Regions from separate parts of the Homo sapiens genome. Here all the other regions are linked to region 4. Evidence: chromatin contacts called from ENCODE Hi-C data. All regions are on one chromosome and are shown on one strand. The core of a region is the stretch at or near the end of the contact, and the rest is flanking DNA. Distances in the headings are between cores, read along the strand shown.

Region 1 (4,337 bases), core at 927-3,426, 2.4 Mb after region 4:
TGATATGATATGTATGTCACTATAGGTTTAGAAAATATCTGGCAAATATATGCCCTGTTAATAACCATTAAAGAACCTTCATGTTCTAAGCCATGCATATCTCTAACAATTAAATTTATTAACATATGTTGCTTTAATGATAAAAACTCTATAGTTCTTAAAAGAGCACAAACACGACCTTTTTTTTCAATAGTATTCATATCAATAATAATTAATAGTCTTTGTATTTTTCTTGTTGTTTTGTTTTGTTTTTAGACAGGGTCTCACTCTGTTGCCCAGGCTGGAGTGCAGTGGGATGATCACAGCACACTGCAGCCTCAACCTCCTGGGCTCAAGTGATCCTCCCACCTCAGCCTCCTGAGTAGCTAGAACTACAGGTGTTGCCACTATGCCCGACTAATTTGTATTTTTTGTAGAGATGAAATTTTGCCATGTTGCCCAGGCTGGTCGTGAACTCCTGGACTCAAGTGATCCACCCATCTCAACCTCCCAAAGTGTTGGGTTTACAGGTATGAGCCACCGTGCCAAGTGAACAATCATTTTTAAATGGACATACTAGACAAACACTTGGAGACACTACTACCTTCTGGCACTGTGTGAATGGACACAAAGTTAAATTAAACAGATCTTTATTCTCCAGAAATGGTCTACACAAGAGCCTGGATCAAATGTTTTGAATAGGACATTTTACAAAATTGTAAAAATATTATAGATATTCTTGCTATAAAATATTTGATTTCAGAATAATATGAAAGTAAGAGAAGCAGAAACTTCTCCTTCATCCACTTACACTTCCCAGAGGTAAAAATTATTTATTAATAATTTGGGCTATACATGTCCAGCCCCATCCCTCCACACATACATGAACACATACATACACACATTGCTTGCATATATCCATAACAATACACATACATACATATATACATACACATGTACACATCCCATATATTGTCTTGTACTTTGTTTTTGTTTTTACCCAAAAAATATATCATTGACAATTATCTGGGCCAATATTTTTGTTTTTACCCAAAAAATATATCATTGACAATTATCTGGGCCAATATTTTTGTTTTTACCCAAAAAATATATCATTGACAATTATCTGAGCCAATTTTCAACTCCATTCTCTCTCCTGATCTCATAGAATCCCATAGTACCGAGGTACTGTCATTTAATGAACTATTCTGTTTATTCTCACTGCTTTGCTATTTGAAATATGAAAATATGAAAATCCTTGCACGTGCGCCATTACATGAGAATGTCCTTAGGAGGATTTCCTGAAATGGAAATGCTTGGTCATAGAGAACAAATATCTTACATTTTGACTGGAAACAACTAGACTGTGCTATAAAAAGGTTGCAACAATTTATCAGATCAATCATAATTTAATGCTTCTGCTTTAAAATATCCATTTCCTCTCATTCTTATTTTAGGTAATTTCACCTATATGACATATATCAGTATGTAAAACATGTTATAGTCCCATTTCTGGGATGCTTTTCCTTCTCTCTTTTTTTATTTTACCTCTTTTCGTGGCCAAGGCCTTTTTCTAAACTATAATTTATTGAGTTCTTTTCATGTTCTAGGCATCTGTTTAAGCAGTCACATGGCACTCTCCCATTTAAACCCGACAACATCACGAGATATCATGTTCCCATTTTACAGATGAGGAAACTGAGGCTCAAATGGGTTGAGAAACATGCTCTGAGTTACCCAGCCAGTAAAGGACGTGGGCCAGCATTGGAACTCATACCACCTGACTCCAATATCCTTAGCTCCCACAGGATATGTGCAAATCACACAAAGGAAACAGATAAAGCTGTTCATCCCATTACAACATCTATTAGAACAGACTGATGACATTAGACAGCAGTAAATAATGAATGCAGCTGCTGTGGCTGAGGAAGGCACTGTGGTTTCCCAGGCCACATCCTCTGTCTTTTTTCTCACAGATCCCTCAAGCCTGTGCCTACCCCCCTTGTCGTTCTTGGACAGGTGCTTTGCATACTTCTTGAACAAATGCAATTGCCACATTTTGAGTATGTCTCACTCTTCTGCCTTACACTTGATACTCAGTCCTCCCCAGTGAAGTAGCCCATGGCATACTCCCACTTCACAGACAAGCCAGGCAAGCCAATAATGTGGGAGCTTCAGCACATAACTCTCTGGAGTGCAGTGGTGCAATCACGGCTCACTGCAACCTCAACCTCCTGGGCTCAAGCAATCCTCCTGCCTCAGCCTCTTGAGTAGCTGGGACTACAGGTACACACCACCATATCTGGCTAATTTTTTGGGTATTTTTTGTAGAGATGAGGTTTGACCATGTTGCCCAGGCTGGTCTTGAACTCTTGGGCTCAAGCAATTCTCTCACCTCGGCCTCCCAAAGTGCCGGGATTAAAGGCATGAGCCACAGGGCCCAGCTTGTTTTCTTCTTTTTAATCAAAGGAAACAGATGAAGTTGTTTATCAAATTTTCATTTGCTAAACTTCATCAAAATTAATAGTAATTTTCTAAAGAATACACCTATTATGGAGTCTAACCATATTATTTGCACTGATGATTTCAGAGTCATACTATAAGTTTAAAAGTAATGCTGAAGGTTGGTGGAAAAAAAGCGAAAGCTATCTTTAGTGAATATGTTGGCTCATGGTTTTACTTTCTGGAAAAACTTCAGATACACAGTCCTATCTATACATAAATACATACATGTATTTGTACATTTTTCATATGTCATACATTAAGTATGCACACATATTTATTTCTTCATAGATTTAAGCATGACCTATTTAGCTCAGAGAAAAAACAAAGAAAAGGCCAGGAGAAAAGAAAAAAGGGTAGAAAGAACATAATTAAATTTGATTTACTTAAAACACAATGCACAGATAAAAGTGTGGTGAATTTTTGTAACCTAATTTAGTATATAAGCCTGAAAAAATTAAACTGATGCAACTGTGTGCTGAATAAAGGAGACTGTTCAGATTCTGGCACTAACATCTCAAGAAAAAAAAGATTTTTGAAACTCAGAGTTGGTTTCTGAAGTTTATTGAAGGAAAAACACATTCACTAAAAAATAAAAAAATCTCATTCCCAAAAAGAATTTGAGAGCAAAATCTTATGAGCTCGGCTGGAACTATATCTGGCATCAATACCTAGAAAGTTCAAAATATAAAAATCCTAAGGAAGAAATAGCTTCATAAATTTAAGTATGATTTGACAGTTAAGATTCTTTGTATCCTGACCAAAATTGTTTCTAACTTAAACACTGAATTCATTTAAAAATTGGTAGTAGCCTATTTATTAAAAGAAAAGGTACTTTCTCCTGAGAAACATTTGGGAAATACCTGGTATGACTTTTTTCTTTAGCAATGATGATGGCAGATTCCGTCATTATTTGATGGTGCTAATTAGACATAATAAGCAGCTCTTGTAACTTAAAGAGTCAAATTCTCTCTATATTGTCTGTGCTTGCAGAATTTTGAAAAGCTTGAACACAGCCAAAGAGTTGGGGAAAGCAAGCTTTTAATTAAACACTAATAAAGGCCAGAAATAAATTTTGCTTTTGCTTTTGTTCCTGTTTTTTTTTTTTTCTTTTGCTCCTAAGAATCCAGGAAAATCCAATCAGAAGGGCCGTTCATCCTTTAACTCCAGTGGATGGGAAAGACCTGAGACAGGGTCAGAATGATTAAAAAACGTACATAGAAATGCCAAAAAAAAGAGAGCAAACGGTCTGAAATGTCTGTCAGGAAAAACAGGGCACCTTCCAGAGCCCAACCACAGGGCCGGGTGCAGGAAATAGCGATCGCTTGACACTCAGGGCTGACAAGAACTGCAGAAGCTGCCAAGGTCCCCGCCCTGGGCTGGGCACGGGTGGGTACTTGCAGCTGGCAGTACACACAAGCTGGTGTCCTTGAGGGAGCCCACTGGCACCAGGGTTAGAGGAAATAAGCTACTCTGCTATCTAAAGCAATGCTTTTCTGATGAAATGGTCGTTAGAGAAGCCAAACGAATGTATTCTCAATCAGCTTACACTGGCGTGGGCTATTTTCAATAATGAAAAAGAATAAACCCACACATACAAATGTATTTCAACATACATGGCTTTTTCCCCACATGAGGTTTCTAAAGCTTCACGGAATGCAAACGTTGCCTTCGGGCAGAGTTCTGCTAATGCTGCTTTCTCCTCCTCCAAATGCTTGGTGTCTTCTCATATCATGTGCTGCCTCTACCCTTGCCCGGGTCCCCATCGTCTCTCAGCTGGAGATCTGAAATGGCCTCCTGACCGCTCTTATGCCTTTTAAGTCATTCTCCCTAGAGTGGCTGGAGCAGGCTTCTTA
Region 2 (4,422 bases), core at 18-2,517, 2.7 Mb after region 4:
TTATTAATTCTGAAAGGCCAAACACCAAAATGAGATGTTAATCTGAAAGGAATAACTTCAAGACCTAATAAAGAATGACCACTGAGCAGAGTTTTTATAGATTGCAAATCACTTTCTCTTACATTTGACCTTGCAACATCTTCTAAAACTGGTTTGCCAATCTCTTCTTTTATGGATGAAGAAATGGAGGCTTCTAGGAACCAAGTGACATGCTCAGGATTGCACAGCTCTTCTTAGAAGGACTGGGGATTTCAACTCTGAGTCTTATACCTTTAAATGCCACTGTAACTCTATACTGCCTCCCTGATGCCTCAAAACACTTTTGAAAAGAAGGAACACGTCCTACTGGAGCTAATCAGAGGGAAGAACTAGAAGTACAAATGAGCCACAACGGAGAGTTTTAAAATTCTCTTCCCTAAGTGAGTTCCGGGAAGCTCGGGAAGGGGTGGACACTTGTACAGTTCACTTGTACATCTTCACTCCTGAAATGCTAGGACAAATCTCATTTGAACTCCCAGTCAACTGAGAAATTAAAAGCAGAGAGCAACGACGCTATTTTGTAACTTTGTGCCTTTTAAAATTAACCGAATCTTTCAATTGCTGCTGTAGATTAGAAGTGGCTACTTGGATAAAGGGGAAAGAGCCATTCAACTGATGAATACTATTGTAAAAGTCCAGACTTAGTTCTAGAAAAGGAACGCACAAGAACAATTTCTCCAATAACGTTTTCATTACAGAGCGAAGGAAAGTTCTTCCTCGTTGTTCCAATCCGAGGACAAGCTGATATGTCGCAGCAGCCCAGGGAAGCATGCGAGCTGATAGGAAGTCCTTTTATTTTAAGACAGGCTCGAATGCTAAAACTTTCTTGTGCCAAAACCCTTGACTATTTTATTTTTAAAATAAGCACTTGGCGTGCCCTCGCAGATGTCTGAGCTGAGAGGTCGGGGCGATGGTAGAAGAGCAGTCAGTGTCCATTCTTATTCATATTAAGTAGCCAAGTCTGTACCCTTGAAGCAAGTGGGGAGAGAGGAGGGAGAGGAGCTGCTGACATTGACAATGAATCCAAACAGGAGTTGCACTAGCGGTGTCCACCACGTTGCCTCTCCCCCGCCTGGCCTTCTGGGAGCTGTAGTTTTCGTGGGAGCGGCTCCCCAGGCGAGCTGGGAATGCCCCGCCCGGGCCGAACTACAGATCCCAGGCGGCGCTCGGCCGCCAGCCCCTCCCGCCCGGGTGCGAGTGTAAACTCCCCGCGCTGGGGCGGGCGGCCGCGAGCCGGCGAGCGGGCAGAGCTCGGCACTGCGCCGGGGCGCACGGCTCGGGGGACCCAGGCCCAGCTACCTTCCCTCCGCCCCCGGGCTCTGTTCTCACTTTCCAGCAGTGGAAGGACGGGAAGCGGGAGCCATGCAGTCCGAATCGGGGATCGTGCCGGATTTCGAAGTCGGGGAGGAGTTTCATGAAGAGCCCAAAACCTATTACGAACTCAAAAGTCAACCGCTGAAGAGCAGGTGAGTGGTGACAGCTGGGCAGAGGCGCACCGGGCGGCTGGGGGGCACTGCGTCTGCCACTCTGGGGCGAGGAGAGCGGGTCGCGGGAGCTCTGGGACAAGGACCCAGTGCCCTTGCCCCGGAGCAGAGGGCGAACTGCCCCTCGCAGTTGGGGGCCGCGCCTGCCCGGCCCAAGTGCGCCTTTAGGAAGCTCGGATGGAGCGCACTTCGCGGGGGCGCGGCGGGTCGCCGGGGACGAAGCGTCCAGGCGCGGGGACCCTCGGCCGAGGATGCCAGCTGCTGAGACTGATTGGGGGCTGGGGAGCGACCTGGCGCGATGTGGGGGAGGAGGAGCGCCGGGCCGGGACGCTGTCCCGGTGGGATGGGGGAGAAAGAGTTCTAGTGAACCCCCTTTCTGAAGATCCCAGCGGGTTGAGGGCTCGGAGAGGGAGAGCTTTGGGTGGACTGAGATGCGACATTGGAGGGAAGCAATTAGTTCGCTTGGAGTCACCTCTTGGGAGTCCGGTCTCTGTGGGGAAACTAGCCTCTGGGCTCCTGCAGGTGAGGTTTCTCTGGGCTCCGCCTCTCACCTCCAGACCGCTGCTAGCGGGCGCGGGAGGGGCCAGGGCAGCGGTGGGCGTGTCCCCTTGTTCAAGTTAAACTCTCTGGAAATAGAGTCCCATTCAAATCCAGGCCTTACCTGCAGAGGGGAAATGAGCCTTGGTCTTGGGGGTTACTGGGAGTGTACCCCGCTTGGCAGAGACACGTGTTTAATTCGCTGGGGACTTCAGAAACTTTTTAGACGAGGAGTGAAGACATCCACTGCTCTGATGCCCCATCCCCTCTAGTGCCCACTTCCCTTGAGCCACCCTTTTTGCTGCCTCCATTCCCACTTGTCTGTCGAAATGGATTGGGTGTCTTCCGTTCTCTCTGTCCGGCAGCCACTCTGGACGCCTCGTACTTCTCGTTTACAATGTTTCCTAAAAGGGACATGGTCAATGGAGGCTGGAATAGCTGAGAAGGGTTTATTTCCACCCCTCTAAGCTGTGAGCTAGGATAAGGCTATCATTGGAAGCATCCAGCAGGGCTTCTGCACTCGGCTGTAACTTCCTGCCTTGCCCTTCGCTGTGGATGGGGCCTGGGTGAATGGGCCTGGCTGGCAGAGTGGGAGAGGGTCTTGAAATGAGGGTGAGTGGAGAAGGGCAACTGAACGGGGAGCCAAGTGGTGTAATCTTGGCCTCTGGCGAGCACTGGGCTGGTTCTTTTTCTAGTGGAAAGTGCAGCCAGGTTTATTTCCTTCAGGGCTGTGGCAGGACTCTTTATCCAAGTTGGGGAAGAAAATCTGGGAACAGCGGTCCTACTGACTGCCATTGCTGAAGACTCTTTGTAGATGCTTCACGGCAGATTGGAAGGAAACCGCCTAAGCAGTTGGACGTATAAAACCAGCCTTTAGTTGGTGGTTTTTCCTCATAATGGCTGTTTTGTGTGTGAGCATAGATTGTGTGTGTTGGGGGCTGGGGGTTTTGAGTAATATTGTGTGAAGGGTATTGTTGGTTATGCTCATCAGGGCTTTATCTGCATTCGGCTGAAGGGACCAGTGTTTTACTGGGCAGTCTCTGCTTTTGCTTCTATAAGCAAATGCTTACACGGCCAGAATGAGGGAATGAGTGTGTGTGTGGAATCCTGAAAGAAATAAATTAACCGGACTGTTTGGAACATTTCTGATGGTAGCTGATACATAACATTAAATCAGTTTGAGAGAGCGAGGAAAATACCATCTGGAAAAACCCAAATGAGTGCCGTGAAACTCATGTTGCACGATTTGGGCCTGTTCTTTTTCAGAGTCAGCAAAAAAGACTTGTAAGGGTGAACGTCCTCAGTAGCTAGCTAGCAGGCACGTGTAAGGGAAAATGTGGGTATGTGGGAAGAAATGGCTTCACACGTTAATGCTAGAAACAGGTGTGGGCCTGAACCAGCAGGGAAAGGAAGGCTAAATTAAAAAAGTTGTTGTAAAACTTGTATATGGAGCACACACATGCTCTTTGAAATAAACCAGTTAAATAAAATCTGTGAATAAATATATGGAGTTGGCAACATTTCTCTATACTGTTTTCCACAGTTGTCTAAGGTATTGTCGTCGACATCTGTTGTGTGACTTAAAAGGGCTGCACATTGTTCAGGGCCTTCTCTCTCATTGCTTTTTGTCTTATGTTTTTGCTGGGGCACCTCACTTCTTACAAGTCTTTGTCGGAAAAAGTTGAAATTGATATGTGAAGACTGCTGTAGCCGTTCTGCCTATCAACTGTCTTCTCTGGATTGTCCAGAGTTGTTAGAGTTGAAAATATGTCCAGAATCTGCCCGCTTCTTACCACCTCCTCTGCTACCACTTTGGTCCAAGCCACCATCAGCCCTTGCCTGGATTATTGCAGTAGTCTTTTAAACTGCAATACCCACATTTAGTGAATTTTCAGTATAGTAGCCACAATGTTCCTGTTAAAACTGGTTCTCAGTTGGAGGTGATTTTGCCCCTGGGGTCATTTGACAGTGTCTGGAGACATTTGTGATTGTTACAGTGGAAGGGATCATTACCCATATCTAGTAGGTGGAGGCCAGAGATGCTGCTAAACATCTTACAGTGCACAGGACAGCCCCCACAACAAAGGATTATCTGGTCCCAAATTGTTAGTAGTGCTGAGGTCAAGCAACTCTGTGTTAAACCTCAAGTCAGATCCTGTCATTCTCTGCCCAGAACCTGCCCATGGCTCCTAATTTCTCCCAGTAAAATTCAAGGTTCTTAAGATGTCAGCTCTGACCTTATCTCTTGTTGCCTGCCTCCTACCTCCCTCTGCTACAGCCAGGCTGGTCTCCTCACTGTTTTTGGAATACCCCAGGCCCTTCCACCACTGGGCATTTTTATATTGCACTTGCCTTGATCATC
Region 3 (4,713 bases), core at 1,695-4,194, 2.3 Mb after region 4:
ACCTGGCTAATTTTTTGTACAGATGGAGATCTCACTATGTTGCCCAGGCTTGTCTTCAACCCCCAGGCTCAAGTAGTCCTCCTGCCTTGGCTTCCCAAAGTGCTGGGATTACAGCTGTGAGCCATTGCGTCTGGCTCACAAATGATTTAAACAGACAGAGCACAATCCAAAGCGAGGATTTTCCAGGCAACTCCCAAGCCCTGGCCCAGAAAAACTCACACATAAAAAACACTCTTTCCACCCAGAGAACAAGGTGTGTTATTAAACTCCTCATCAGATGAGATATTCTGGAGGAACTGGAGAGCGGGAGAAGGATGTATCTAGGACGTTCTTACTTTGGGATCTATTGAGTGGATGGAGTTTTATATTTCACCCTAATGATGTCAACCCTAGCTGAACAGGGCCCCTTTATATCATCTCTGGGTGTTGACTGAATATGAGCTATTGACACTCCCGTTCAGAGAATGGCCTAGACTGACACAGATGTCTCCAAATGGAGTCAGCTGTGATTTTCCCTCAAGTTCTTTCAAGACAGTGCCTACCCTCCCAATGTGCAATCACTGGAGACTTCTTTTTTAAGTGTCAATAAATGATTCTCCTAGCTTCTAGCAAACACTTACTACATGTCACACGAGTATGGAGTGCTTCACATGTGTAGTGACTTCTTTCATGTTGCTAACAACCCTACCAGGGAGAGTCATTGTTTAGATTTTTCTCTCTCTCTTTTTTTTTTTTTTTTTTTTGAGACAGGGTCTTGCTCTGTTGCCCAGGCTGGAGTACAGTGGCATGAACATGACTCACTGCAGCCTCGACCTGCTGGGCTCAAGCAGTCCTCCCACCTCAGCCTCCTGAATAGCTGGGACCACAGGCATGTGCCACCACACCTGGCTAACTTTTTCTATTTTTTTGTAGAGATGGGGTCTTGCTGTATCGCCCAGGCTGGTCTCGAACTCCTGGACTCAAGCAATTTTTTCCCACGTTGGCCTCTTGAAGTGATGGGGTTATGGGCATGAGATTTCTGTTTAGATTTCATAGATGACCAAACTGAAGTGCACAGAGGTTAAGTGGTGCCTGGTCATACAGTGATAAAGTTGGGTAGAATCTCAGGTTCCATCAGTCGTACCAAAGTAGGACTCCTGTACATCTCTTGCAGGTTCACTGGAAGTGGAGAAGGAAAAAGACAATGAGGGAGGGAGAAAAGCAGGCAGTGTAAAAGAAGCAAAGGAGGAAAGGAAAATGAAATGAGGGAAGAGGGGAGGAATGACAAAGAAGAGGAGAATTCAGTTTGCCAAAGCTGAAATTGAGTAATTGAGTAACATGCCTTAAGAGAAATGCTAACAAAGATAACAGCTGCTGACTGTGTGCCTGATAACTATCCCAAATCCTTTCATTTATATACAAAGGGCCTTTTATGGCCGGGCGTGGTGGCTCATGCCTGTAATCCCAGCACTTTGGGAGGCTGAGGTGGGCAGATCACCTGAGGTCAGGAATTTGAGACCAGCCTGGCCAATATGGTGAAACCCCCTCTCTACTAAAAATACAAAAAAATTAGCTCGGCATGGTAGCGCATGCTGTAATCCCAGCTACTTGGGAGGCTGAGGCAGAATTGCTTGAACCCAGTGGGTGGAGGTTGCAGTGAGCTGAGGTCGCACCACTGCACTCCAGCCTGGGCGACACAGCGAGACTCTGTCTCAAAAAAACAAAACAAAAACCCAACTCTCTCTCTCTCTCTCTGTGTATATATATATATATATATATATATATATATATATATATATATATGCGTTTTAAATGAATTTTCATAAGAACTCTGTAAGGTGGATTCCATTACTAGCTTCATTTTATGGATGAGAAAATTGAGGCTCAGAAAAGGTACATGGCTGACCCACCTTACAAGGTCATAGGGCCAGGAAGAGGCAGAGTAGGATGTAAACCTAGGTGTTCTGACTCCAGAATCCATGCTCTTAAGGGCTATATTACTTCAGTACAAAGTATTTCCTATCTCATACATCCTATATATTAAATCACATGTAGTTTAGGCACTTAATGTATCACCTTGATTGCGAAGCCTAACACTGCTCTGAAAAGCTTGATCCAGACTCACCAAACCAGAGTTGGCTGGTTCAGGCCACTGTCTCGAAGCAAGGCCAGAAGAAGAGAAAGGTTTTACAATCACCATCCCTTGGCTACTTCCTGGCCCCACACTGATGAAATATGGGCAGCTGCTAAAAATGGTGTCTATGTTTGCTATTGATCTTCCTTGGGCAGTCAGGATGGAATTAATCTCCACCTGTTGGGATGCTTCCATGGCTGTGTCATGCATATGTGAACACTCAGGGTACAGGATGATATTTGTCAGTTATGTGGCCTCCTGGACCTGACTCCATATTACTCTGGGCTTAAGATGTAGCCTAGCACACATGTAATTAATTCAGTGTGGAAAAGCTCTGGATTATGTGTTCATTCATTCACTTAACCAATATGTGCTGAGCACTCTCTAAGTGCAAGCACTGTTCTTGGCACTATTATATACCAGCCAATAAGACTGAAAGGGCATTATCTCTGGAGCTTGTCCTACAGTTCTCAACTTCATTGGTATTTGCAGCCAGATAACTCATTATTGCGGAGCATAGTCCTGGGCACTATAGGGTGCTAAACAGCATCCCTGACCTCTACCCACTAGATGTCAGTAGATCCTCCCCCATATGTCTCCAGACCTTGCCAAATGTCCCCTGGGACGCAAAATCACCTCTTTTGAGAACAACTGCTTTAGAGGTGAGGAGAAAAAAAGAAACTAGTAACAATTAAACAAATATGATATTTTCAGATAATAAGGGCTCTGAAGTAGATAAACTGGCAATGGAATTGAGTTCTAAGCATGTGCAAAACTCACTTCTCTTTACCCAGGAAGCACGAGAAATGAGGAAATTGATGGAGAAGGCCGGATGTGGTGGTTCCCTCCTGTAACCCTAATGTTTTGGAAGGCTGAGGCGGGGGGGGATTGCTTGAGCCCAGGAGTCTGAGATCAGCCTGAGCAACAGGGTAAGACCCTGTCTCTACAAAAAATTAGCCAGGCGTGTACCTGTAGTCCTATGTACTTGAGAGGCTGAGGCAGGAAGATCACTTGAGCCCAGGTGTTTCGAGTTGCAGTGAGCCATAACTGTGCCACTGTACTCCAGCCTGGGCAACAGTGAGATACTGTCTAAAAAAAAAAAAAGAAAGAAAGAAAGAAAGAAAGAAAGAAAGAAAGAAAGAAAAGAAATTAATTGATGGAGAGAACTTATATTGGACCACTGCTCTTGGTCAAGTGGCTCCCAGTAGAGACTGGAGGGCTGATGGTGTTTTCTAAACATTTAACTGCATGCTCCTTTCTGCCTTACAGAGGTTGGGAGAAAGTAAACAAGAAAGGCTGGCCAGTCAATGGACGGCCATTGCTGCAGCTCTAATGCCAACCTGGCAGGCAATTCCAGCCAGCTTCGGGCAGACATTCCCTGGGGAGGGCATTCTCATAAATGACAATCCCTTATCAGATTCTAGCCTGATCTGATAAGTCTGGTGAAAAGAAAAGCCAGGTTTTAAAGGAAGAAAGAAAAATAAAGAAGCAAAGCAACTTATTAAGCCTGGAGCTGAAGGCCATCAGGAGACACCAGCCTAGTGTCAATGAGAAGCACACAGGATTTAGAGTCACGAGGTTTGAGTTTGTGTCCCAGCCCTGCTATTTACCTAAGAGAATATCATGGTATCTCTCTAAATCTCAGTTTCTGCCCCTATGAAATGGAAAGGATAAAAAATCAGTCTCATTTGGGTTTGCCTCTTGTATTAAGGCAGGTTGAACTGATTATAAACTCTACCTTAAAGCACAGATGATAATTGTATCATCAGTAATACACCATTTATTGAGTATAGGTTAGGTGTTAGAGTCTGTGCTAAGTGCTTGACATGTATTACCAGTTTATCCTTACCCTAGTGCCGTGAGTACTATTATTAGTGGAAATAATGTCTAAGCTATTGAGTACTATCCTGTTCTCCAGAAATGGTTATTTTAATTTGCTTAAGTGCGTACTTCTCTCAAGAAAAAAGTTTTCCTAGATTATTATTATTTGAGACAAGGTCTCTCTCTCTATCACCCAGGCTGGAGTGGACCATAGCTCACTGTAGCTTCAGCCTCCTGGGCTCACGCAATCCTCCCACCACAGCCTCCCAAGTAAATGGAACTACAGGTGCACACCATCATGCCTGGCTAATCAATTTTTTTTTTTTTTTTTTGTAGAGATAAGGTCTCACTATGTTGCCTAGGCTAGTCTTGAACTCCTGGGCTCAAGTGATCCTCCCGCCTCGGCCTCCCATAGTGCTGGGATTATAGGCATAAGCCACCATGCCCAGCCTCTTCTACATTATTAAGACACTAAGCTGTCATGTTTAAGTTGACAATCAACCCGCCAGTTAAACCCTGGAGAGACCCAAAAACCTAATAGCTGGGGATTCATTCAATCTGATTTTTTCTAGTGATAATCAACAGACTAACTTACAACCACCATTTTTAGCTGTCCATATGTCCAAATCTGGGGAAGGAAGGTGGTAAACTCTAACACCTTATCTGATTGTGACCAGATCATTCCTTTGTTCTCATCTCCATAAAATGCAAGTTAATATGTGTTCATGGCTTTGCCTATGCCATCTGCTTTTACATACATTTTCCCCATTGAGCTCTCA
Region 4 (4,716 bases), core at 460-2,959:
GTTTAAATATTTCTCAAATAATGCATGCCCTGTATTTTTATTTGCAATATCGTCAGATGTTGTCAAACCCTAAGGATTAACGCCATTTTTTTCCTCAATACTAACCATATTGTCATAAAGTGCTACCATTTTAATAAATTAGAAAGCAACATCATAAAAACGAAAAAATAAAGTTATGAGTAACCAAAATTAAGTCAATTTCATCTATCCAGAAACGTGCATACAGGACATTCACAAAGAAGAAATTATAAGTGCATATGTATATGCAGAAACCCCAGTCATGAGGAAACACCACTTCCTGTTAACTTGCATGGGATTATAGTATTTTAAGTTCTAAATTTCTCAGCAGACCTAGAAGACAGAACTGAATTGTTTTTCATAATTATTTCTCTTTCTCAATCACAATTTAAATTCCAAGATCCTTTCTTTATCAAGAAGTTCAACGGTTTGATCTTTTCAGTGCTAGAAAAGTTATGCACACGGGCTAACTATATGTCTACTAGAAATTCTTCCCATTCGCTGATACTTCCTTACATTTTAACATCTAGAAATAGCATTCCCAATGTTAGCTCATTTGCACCTTACATTTATTTTTAAAATATGAAACATCTATAATGTGCCAGGCACCCCGTTAGATGTTAGAAACACAAGATGAGTAAATAAAAATTCGTCAACAGTAAAATTTTGATTTTCTTTCCAAAAGGTTGCAGCCTATGAAATCCATGGAGTACGGATTACTATTACTTCACGTTACAGATGAAGGATCTAAGCGCTCAGGGGTTGAAAGGTCTTATGTCAGTTCTCACATATAGTGACTAAAGAGCCAGGGCTTCAGTAATCATCCCTGGCTCCGGGCTCAGGGCATTCCGGTATTTTTTCAAAGGAAATTCCGGAATACTTAGTATTGTATCCCCTCCATTTCCCAAGAGCAAAAAGTAAAGCATCTTGGATCCCCTTGTAATGTTCACGTGAGGAACAGGTGTTCTCTGGGTGTGCTAGAAAAGCAAGGCACCAGTGGGAGTTGAAGATCCTAAGCAGCCGCTGTAACCAGACCAAGTTAATCTGTGGAAACCAGAGCACCCGGCCAAGGCGATGCTATTTCAATTGGGTGTCATAGGTGACTCATCAGAGACGCCTTGCTTTTGGGCCTTGTGATATTTTTCTTCAGGGTGGGACGTCAGATTTCCTTTGCATTTTTGGACAACAGCCCTCCTGTCCATTTCCACATTTTTCTGGTTTTACAGCTCTCACGCAGAGCTTGATTTCATACCGGAAGCTAGTCACTGGCAGGAAGTTTACGGAAGAAGAAAAAGGTAAAAAAATGTGCCGGGGGCCAGGAGAGAGGCCTAAAATGGGGAAATTCGCACTTGAAGAGCTTTCCCTACCCCAGCCCCTCAGAATGACAGTTCTCCTCCGCCAGAAGACTACCTCTCCCGGCAGGCACTGCGCGCTCGACGGCCACAGGCTGGCCAGCTCCCTGCTCTCCACCTCCATCCGAATCAGCCAATAGGAATTCCCGGCTTGGGCCTCCGCCCGACCCGGACCACGCGGGAGCCGGGGCAATCAAACTACATTTCCCGACACGCATGTGCTCGCGTCGTGGCCAATCAGCGCCAGGAATTCGGAGGCTAGGGGTGGAGCCAGATGCACAGGACACCCCATTGGCCAGGGGAAGCTTAGAAGAGCCGGAACCCGGGAGCTAGAGAAGCGAAATGACATTTCCTTTTTAAATAGCTGGAGTCGGGGCCCCATCGAGAAATGGCCGCGTCGGCAGGTGGGTCGTGTGGTGGCCAGGGCGGCGTGGAGGGAGGTGAGGGGGAAGGTGGGCCGGGGCCGGCCACAGGCAGTGGGATGAGGACGTAGCGGTGCGGAGCTAGAGGGAAGGATGAAGCGGTGGAGGGGAATGAGAAGAGGGAGGATGAATGGTGCGGAGGGCGGTGGGCGGTCCGGCGGGACCGGGATGGGGAGGCTGGGTACCCGCCGGCGCTGCGCCCCAGGAGGCAGCGGGAGGCGGCTTGAGGGGGCACCGGCGGCCGCCGTTGTTCGAGCTTCCCTCGTGAGGCTCTGCCCTCGGCTCTCGGCGGAGTCCGCGCAGACGCCTCTCCTGGGCTGCGAGCGCGTTTCCTCCGCGAGCACGGGTGCCGGGCTCGCCGGGCTCCGCAGGAGCAGGCTGGCCTTTGAACTTGTTCCGCCGATCGCGCTCCGCCCTCTGTCTCCCAGATCCTTAACTCGCGGTCCCACGAGGTCGTGCGTATATCCACAGACATTTGTATATATCTTGTAGGGGGAAAAAGCCTAGCAAGCAGACACACAAACAGAAAAATCCCGCGATGCCGTAACTGGCTCGGCACTTCTTGTAGTTGTACGATTTTTCTCCTCCTAGATTTAAGTAAGTCTTCCCCAACACCGAATGGGATTCCATCTTCAGACCCAGCCAGCGATGCCATGGACCCCTTCCATGCTTGCAGTATTCTTAAGCAACTCAAAACAATGTACGATGAAGGACAGTTGACAGACATTGTAGTGGAAGTGGATCACGGGAAAACATTTTCCTGTCATAGAAACGTTCTTGCTGCAATCAGCCCTTACTTCAGGTATGATGATGGTAGGAACTTCTGTTGGTATCTGCACCAAGCTCCCTTTCCCCCTCAGTATTGTCCACTTGATGTTTATATTGAGATGCGATAATGAAATGAAACCAATGACTTTGTTTCTTGAGACTAGAAAACAAGTCCTCTCTTAACTAAGACCTTCTTTTGACTTGAGGGATTCTTCTAGATTTCGGGTGATTGCTTTTTAAGTTAGTGGGCCTGTGTGTGTGTGTTTGAGGTAAATGACCAGAAAATCTAGACTTGTGCTGGTCAGTATGGAAGCCAGTAGCCATGTGTGGCTGTTTAAACTTAAATTATAAGTTAAATAAAATAAAACATTTAGTTCCCCAGGTACACTAAATACTTTTTGAGTGCTTGCTGGTCACCTGCAGCTAGTGGCTGCCATATTGGGCAGCACAGAAATACAGCATTTTCATCATTGACAATTTTATTGGACAGTGCTGATCTAGAATTTCTTTCAAAAAGTTATCCATAATGCATGTTTCTTTAGTGTATGGGACTCTTTTATAAAATAGTTTAAAACATGTAGCATGTTCCTTCAAAAACAAATTACCACTCAATAGATTGTTTAAATGCTATGGGGGTCAAAGCAAGAATGAATATAGTTTCTTTGTGCCTAAGGCCCCAAATTAATAATATCCAAGATTTCTAGAAGTATGTTAAACGAAGTTTTTGTTTTTACTTATATTGTCTACTATAAAACTTTTAAAAGTAAAATTTAAAAACTTGGGTCTGAAAAATAACTTCCTACTTTAAGATGAGTGGAAAAGGCAGTTTTCTGCATGGGCTTAACTTCTTTTGTGTCAAATGCTCACTTTAAGCCTTTCAGTATTCACAAGTGGTGCATAAATAATAGTAAAGTTATCAACCACACTCTGAATGTGATTTTTCCTTTTGAAGGTGCTTACCTTTATAGGGCACATAACCATATAATGTTCCAACAGTAGTTTCTGGTTCCTCTTTCTCAGAATACTGGGTTAAATATAGTCACTTCAGTCTGATGCTTGTGATGTAACCGTTTAGACTTGCCTAGGGTAGGTCATTGGACTACTAAGTATTAATCATCGCAAGACAGTGAGCTGGAAAGAAAAAAAAACTCACATATGCAGAAGGTATGAAGTTTGGCCTGGTAATGGAAACTTCTAGTGAGATTCACTTACCCAGATTATCTATTAGATATGGTTAGGTCATTTGTATGTTTAAATATATGTCACAGTTACTACTTATCAAGCTCTAGGCTAAGCTTACTTTACATGTATTGCCTTATATAATCTTTATAATCCTATCTCTGCATAGTTGTTGTTCCATTTTACTTATGAAGAAGCTGAGGCTCAGTGAGATTGAGTTTTAATAACCTGCCTAAATCATCTATCCAACAAGTAAATGGCAGAGGCTACATTTGATTACAGAGCCAGGCTTCTTAGTAGCCATATGACTCTTAAGGAACAAGAGTTGGTACAGTTTCCTTTAAAACATTTTTATTGTATATTGCATTTGAATAGTAAAAACAAAAACAAAACAAAACAAAACAAAAACTGCAAAGTAAAAATGTCTATATCTTACTGAAATTTAATAATCTGGATTATATCATTTAAATGTCATACTTATGTATGCTTACTAAGTATACTTATTAAGTATAATACTTAGTAAGCATACATAATAAATATGATATATGTATACATATTAAGTATACTTATTAAGTATAATACTTAGTAAGTATACTTATTAGTAACTTTACATAAGTATGACATTTTCACCTTGCAGTTTCATTTTTTATTTTTGAAGACCTGGAAAAAAATTTTACTTTAAAAGAAGTATGCTATGATAGATTTCTAATTTTCTTGATTCCTTAAAATCTTAAATTCTTTAATTTTGTTAAGTCAATTTTTAAAAGGAGTAAAAAATACTTGAGAAATTTTCTGGGGATACGATATGTGCATTGAAATAAAGATATTTGGCTAGAAACCTCAAGGATTAGAATTTGATCTCTTGCTAGAGGTTTTTGTACTGAAGTTTCTTGGTACCAGCGCTGCTTCCTGTGTGGGATGTAGAAAATCGTACTTAATGTTTCTACGTCTTGCATCACTAGTGGAAGAATTAGAAC

The links. Hi-C counts contacts between places; a loop is a spot of excess contacts on that map. Pooled maps may share reads with other maps.
Region 1: a pooled map shows a loop between it and region 4 (8-fold over the local background). The contact joins the enhancer-like site here to the promoter of KBTBD8 in region 4. A Hi-C loop is called at or near these places in 2 of 50 pooled maps.
Region 2: a pooled map shows a loop between it and region 4 (8-fold over the local background). The contact joins the promoter of MITF here to the promoter of KBTBD8 in region 4. A Hi-C loop is called at or near these places in 5 of 50 pooled maps.
Region 3: a loop to region 4 is called in a pooled map, with 5 times the contacts of the local background. The contact joins the enhancer-like site here to the promoter of KBTBD8 in region 4. A Hi-C loop is called at or near these places in 8 of 50 pooled maps.

Annotation. Positions count from the first base shown.
Region 1 is chr3:69,366,536-69,370,872 of GRCh38, forward strand. The region is part of intron 1 of FRMD4B (FERM domain containing 4B); the gene reads right to left. Among named protein-coding and RNA genes, the nearest start is that of FRMD4B, 17 kb to the right of the region's middle. Within about 2 kb of position 2,177, at least 3 of the 41 ENCODE cell types and tissues checked have a DNase peak (open chromatin) inside an H3K27ac peak, as active enhancers do.
Region 2 is chr3:69,738,197-69,742,618 of GRCh38, forward strand. It overlaps MITF (melanocyte inducing transcription factor), which reads left to right and starts at 1,268. Exons shown (of 10, transcript NM_001354604.2): 1 at 1,268-1,505. The coding sequence starts at 1,402. RefSeq lists a promoter at 1-1,404 and a silencer at 1,204-1,503.
Region 3 is chr3:69,321,872-69,326,584 of GRCh38, forward strand. All of the region lies in intron 1 of FRMD4B (FERM domain containing 4B), which reads right to left. Among named protein-coding and RNA genes, the nearest start is that of FRMD4B, 62 kb to the right of the region's middle. Within about 2 kb of position 2,945, at least 2 of the 41 ENCODE cell types and tissues checked have a DNase peak (open chromatin) inside an H3K27ac peak, as active enhancers do.
Region 4 is chr3:66,996,598-67,001,313 of GRCh38, forward strand. It overlaps KBTBD8 (kelch repeat and BTB domain containing 8), which reads left to right and starts at 1,710. Exons shown (of 4, transcript NM_032505.3): 1 at 1,710-1,774; 2 at 2,384-2,594. The coding sequence starts at 1,759. RefSeq lists enhancers at 1,368-1,467, 3,431-3,530 and a silencer at 1,808-2,127.